Linked DNA regions of Homo sapiens: region 1 is linked to region 2. A link is an interaction called in ENCODE POLR2A ChIA-PET data of the cell type or tissue named here. Cell type or tissue: OCI-LY7. All regions are shown on one strand. Each heading gives the region's core, and the rest is flanking DNA. Links, peaks and the distances in the headings are about the cores only.

What was found. ChIA-PET counts read pairs that join two places held together with the same protein. Peaks named below come from ENCODE experiments on the same cell type or tissue, not always from the same donor. Only the 100,000 strongest peaks of a DNase experiment are listed, where the experiment ranks them.
Region 1: POLR2A ChIA-PET joins it to region 2 with 12 read pairs; 5 of 35 experiments call an interaction of 5 or more read pairs at or near these places.

What each region holds. Positions count from the first base shown.
Region 1 is chr5:124,773,433-124,776,365 of GRCh38, forward strand. No RefSeq gene overlaps it. Among named protein-coding and RNA genes, the nearest start is that of ZNF608, 28 kb to the left of the region's middle. In OCI-LY7, for the core only: no CTCF peak of the experiment used is centred there; no DNase peak of the experiment used is centred there.
Region 2 is chr5:124,824,026-124,826,958 of GRCh38, forward strand. No RefSeq gene overlaps it. Among named protein-coding and RNA genes, the nearest start is that of ZNF608, 79 kb to the left of the region's middle. In OCI-LY7, for the core only: no CTCF peak of the experiment used is centred there; DNase peaks (open chromatin) are centred at 1,676 and 2,126; H3K4me3 peaks cover 1,649 bases; H3K27ac peaks cover 2,088 bases.

The sequences.
Region 1 (2,933 bases), core at 281-2,780, 50 kb before region 2:
CCATTGGTCTCAGTTTTCCTGCCACAATGGCCTTTTATGAGAGGGATTAGATACGCCAAGAACTGGTGCAGCATTCACTGGTGCCCCGAACGACAATCTGGAAAAAAGACGATAAAAATCAGTTTGTCATAAGGTTAAATCACCAAAGACTTCCCAGATTGGTTTTTCAGATTGTTTTTTCTTTGGAAAGAAGATAAAAAAAAAAAAAAAGAAAAGAAAGAAATATGGGCTAAAAGCTGATTTTTTTTCTTTTCTTTTTTTCCCCTCAGTGCAAGATGTAGCATTCAAAAAACATGTTGAGTGAGTTGAAGCATTAAAAAGATCAGTCTTTGGCTGTTGAATGAAAGACTGTTGTGTGTGTGACTCACATACTAAATGGAAACCTGCCTTCAAAGCCTATTTTACTGCCTAATTATATATACACAAAATGTAGCTGTCTGTTTCAATCAAATCATAGGAAAAGGAATAAAACTCCCCTAAAGATGCAATTTTCATGGTTTGTCATAACCTTAGAAACACTGCTAATGTAAAAGGAGGAAGTACAGCTGCATGGTCCAGATAAGGTTCCAGTAATTGTTTTTCTTTTAATTATTACTTTATAAAGACATTATACCTCCTACTCTGAAGAAGAAAAATTAGTGTCCTGTCTCTTCTTTTTTTTTTTTTTTTTTCCCTCCCTTTCCATTTTCACACCAAGCTTGTTGATATGCATTTGAGCTGTGGCTAGAAGCCAGCGTAGCTATGGAAATAATAATTTAAGTAACCACCATAACTACAGGCTTTCAGAGGGTTTCAGGGAGGAAACCTTTTCTAAATTTATGTTCTGAATTGAGTAGAGCTTTCCAAAGCACAAAATAGAGTGCCAGGGATTGAGATAAAGTGCTTAGACCTAAACAACTGTTTGCACTTGGCTTTCATGGAAATACTTTCAGTTCATAATAGCTAATGTACTTATTTTTAAAAATTAGCAATTGCATGGGCATTTTTATTCTTGTCATCTTCACTGAAGAATAATGTAATAAAATACACAAAAGGCTCCCCCCTCAACATCTTATAATGTACAGATTTTTTTTACAATAACCAGAAATTGTAAAGTTTAATAAGCCATTACTAATTTACATATTTTCATAGATTCAAATCATTAAAATGCAATGATATTTTAATGGCTTAATAATATATCTAATTGCAGATTAAAACTTTCTAACACTGGAGATAGCATTGAACATACCACCAAGGGACTCCAAGTGCATAATTCAGTAAGAATTGACAGCTTCTGACATTTCTTACGAAAACAGAGTTCATCACAGAATGAGTAAAATGATTATCTTGCAATATGCATTTTTTTAAAAAGTTATAATTTTAACTACACGTACCACCCTTCCCCTTAATCTCTTCCTGCCTACCCCTAGTTCCGTCTCCAGCCCTATTGAGTTTGGGACCTGCTCTATGAATCCACAGAGTAAACAACTTAGCTGAGAATTCTGTGATAATTAAGCAGATATGATCACAAAGCTACTCTCAATGACTCTGAGAAATCCTTGGGTATGAGAGATATGCTAACAAATAAGAAACACGCAAAAACTGAGTGAGTTTATACTCTAGAAATCACTGCCCATACCCCAAATTCCAAAATGGGGTTTGGGACCTGTTAAAAGGAAACATACAATGTTTGTAGCAGCAGTATTCACAATAGCCAAAAGGTGGAAACAACCCATGTCCATCACAGACAAATGGCTAAAATGGAGGCACAAATGGAGGGACAAATGGCTAAACAAATTTAAGTATGTCCATATAATGGAATATTATTCAACTACAATAAGGAACAAAACACTGATATATGCTGCAATGTGGATGAACCTCAGAAACATTATGCTAAGTAAAAGAAGCCAGAGAGAAAAGGTCATATATCATATGATTCAATGATACGAAGTATTCAGAATAGGTAAATCCATAGACACAGAAAGCAGATTGGTTGTTGTCAGAGACTAAGGGGAGGAGAGAATGGGATGTAACTGCTTAATGGGTATGAGGTTTTATTTTGGAGTGATGAAAATGTTTTGGAACTAGATAGAGATGGTAATTGAACATTGTGAATGTACTGAATGCCACTGGTTCTTCACTTTAAAATTGTTAATTTTATGTTATGTGCATTTCACCTAAGTGAAAAAAACCATGATCTCATCACTCTCATTCACTCACTCACTCAATCTTCATTATGACTTCAAGGAGCATATATATTTACTACTGACAATGTGTCAGGCACTGTGGTAGGCACGGGGGGAGTAATGTTGAATCAGCTAAGAAAGCCTCATGGAGCTTACCTTCTGGTTGGAGGAACAAAGTGAAAAAACCAAATCAAACAAATATGATCATTATAAATGCTTATGTGAGAAGTAATGACTAAGTTGGTGGTCTGGGGCAGATTAGCTAGGGAAGTCACTGAAAGCCTTTCTAAGGAAATGATAGTTGAATTCGGACATAAAAAAGAAGCCATACATGGGAAATTACTGGGGGAGAGAATAACATATACAAAGCATAAGTTCTTCTTGTTACGGGAAAAGAAAGGAGTTCAATAATAGTAAACAAAGTGAGTTAAATGTATAAAGTGAAGTCAGAGAGGTAAGCAGATACCAGGTTATGTAGGACATGTTCAGAAACTTGAATTTTATTCTAATTGTGATGAGAAGATATTATTAGAGGGTTTTTTTGACATACAAAAAGCTGTACATATTTATTGTATACAACTTGATGAGATATTACAGAGTTTAAAGCAGAAAAGTGACATGCACTTTTTAAAAGATCACTGTTGCTAACTCATGAAGAATTAATTGGAGGGTGGCCATTGTAGACATAGACTATCAGGCTACTGTGGTTGTGCAGAAGCAAGATGATGATGGCCTGGACCAGGATGCTGGCAGTGAAGAGGGAGAGGA
Region 2 (2,933 bases), core at 164-2,663:
CTGTTGAAGGCTGGCACTCTGGTATAACTGCTGATGTGCTGACATCCTGGAACACCCGAAGTGCTGATTTCCATGCTATTTGTAACATTATATTCAGGATAAAAGTACTTTAATTTCCCAAGATGTAGTATTGTAGTTTTCATAAACTGGACCATATGCTGGGATGTGTTCATACACCTGCAGTTAGTTACATTTATATGTAAAAGTTGTCAGTTGATTTCTTTCAAAGAAATTGAGAATGTGGATTCTCTAACATTCTCCTAAATTATTTTCAATGTGAAATCCCTATGCCTTTATTAGACATATAATATGTTATCACAGAATTATACAAGACTCCTGTTTCTGAATCAGGAATCATCGTCCTCTTTTAAATCACACTACACATCTATAAAATTTTAACATTTGAGGAATCTGAGTGAGAGGTATCCATATAGTCTTTATATTATTTTCTCAACTTTTTGGTAATTCTGAAGTTATTTCAACACAAATCATTAAAAAATTACACTAAATATATGAAGTAGCTTGGTATATTCTTTTAAAATAAAACATCTTCTGTTTTATCTAAAAAAATCTGTCATTTTATATACAGAAAACATGTAGTTTAAAGGTTCTACCCCGCTACCTATAGAAACATAAAGTAACAGATATGTTTGTTGTGTAACTAACAAGGTCACAGGCTGTTCAGCTGCTGGAGCAAACTCGATTAAGCCCGTGATAATCTTTTGAAAGATTGTAATTTATCTCCATTTGAAGGGCATTATCTTAGTTCTTCAGCTATCACAGGGAGCAAGGGTAACAAATATTCAGTGATGAATTTTTGAAAGCTGTAGTCAGATCTTGTTCTCTTAAACCCTTCTAAAGGGCTGTCAAAAGGCAATGAAATAAAAATTGTCAAATTTATCCACAGACTTACATAATGGCTGTTATCTGAGAAAGTGGTTTATGATTCATACAGTCACTACCTTTACTTAAGCAATTTCTTGTTTGTGTTAGATTGAAAACAATCTGTTCCCATTGCTCACGTGGGAGAGATTACCACAAAAGGCTCTTGTTTACTTGCAATAAGAAGCTATGAGACACAAAATCCATGAAGAGGGGATCTATACTCTCAAAACAGTGTGGTACTTTCATTAAGGGTCAGCATTATTGACCACCTTTTTACCGTGTTTTCTTGATTTAAATGTAGATTTTGGAGTCTACAAGTAGCTTTGAATATTTGAAATGGATTTTGAAACTAATTTTTAAGGAGGACGAGAGGAAAATAACTGATTTAGTATCTTCTGCATGGTAGGGGCTCTGCTTGGTAAACAGGTTATTTTTATTGAATTTTGCGAACAACTCCCATGAGGTATATATGATTTACATCTTACAAATAAGCACATTAAACACGGAAGCTGAAGTACACAGCACCCATTCACATTGTGAAGTCATTGAGAATTGAATTGGGGAAATATTCACCACAAAGATATATCTTTCCACTACTATCTATGCTTGCAACTGTTTGTATTTTCTTCCACTTTCTGTTGCTTATAACAGAATACCTGAAACTAGGTAAATTATAAAGAAAATGAATTTATTTCTTATAATTATGGAGGCCAAGAAGTCCAAGATCTAGGGGCTGCACCTGGCGAGAGCCTTCTTGCTGCTAGGACTCTCTACAGAGTCCCCAGGTGGTGCAGGGCATCACATGGTGAGGCGGCTGAGCATGCTAGCTCAGGTCTCTCTTCCTCTTTTTATAAAGCCACCAGTCCCACTCCAGTGATAACCCATTAATCCATGAACCCATTAATCCATACATAGATTAATCCATTAAGGATGGCAGAGCCCTTATAACCCAATCAACTTAAAATTTCCACCTGTCAATACTGCCACATTGGGAATTAAATTTCCATGTGGGTTTTAGAGGGGATAAATGTTCAAACCCTAGCAGTTTTAAAAATGTTTTTGTACAATTTTGTCCGATCATTTGCTCAAGTGAGTGATTTTTTTCCCATCTATGCTGAGAACAGTTTCTTTGAGGTGCAATATTGCTATGATGTAGATATTCAAGTGGCCTGAAAAGCCTCAGTAACACTCAGTAAGTGTGGCCTCACTGATTCTCAAAAGAGTAAAATAAAAGTGGGGGATGGGGAGGGAGAAGAGGAACTGATAGGCCATTCCAGTGTCTTGTGTATTTAGAATGCACAGACCCACTAGCTTTAAAATATTACTTTATGTAACTTAACTTTTTGCTAGTTAGACTTGGGAAGGGTGATGAGAGAGATGGAGTATGGCAAGAGTAGTGTAAGAGACATACAATTCAACTTTCTGTAAAAAAGTAAATGCATAATCTTTATACACGGTTTTTCAGTTGTCTGTAAAGCCAACCACATAATTAGGCCAAGTTATTTGAGCACAGGAGAGAGACCAAGACTACCTTGTATTTTTGATAGACTTGGTTTAACTTAAAAATGGAGAATGACTAAGACAGGCTTATAAACATTAAAGTAATTTAGAAACTTACATATTTACAAATTAAATGCTTTTACCCACAAAATATCAAATGCAGCATAATTATGCTATTCATAAGATAGTAATAGGATTAAATTTTTTTTTTTTTTGAGACAGAGTCTCACTCTGTCACCCAGGTTGGAGTGCAATGGCATGATCTTGGCTCACTGCAACCTCCGTCTCCCAGGTTCAAGTGATACTCTTGCCTCAGCCTCCTGAATAGCTGGGATTACAGGTGCGTGCCACCACGCCGGGCTACTTTTTATATTTTTAGTAGAGATGGGTTTTCACCATGTTGGCCAAGCTGGTCTTGAACTCCTGACCTCGTGATCTGTCCACCTTGGCTGCCAAAAGTGCTGGGATTACAAGGCATGAGCCACTGAGCCTGGCCTAAAAATATTTTTATTTGTAATGTAGTACAGGTGGTGTGGTCTAGTAATAAG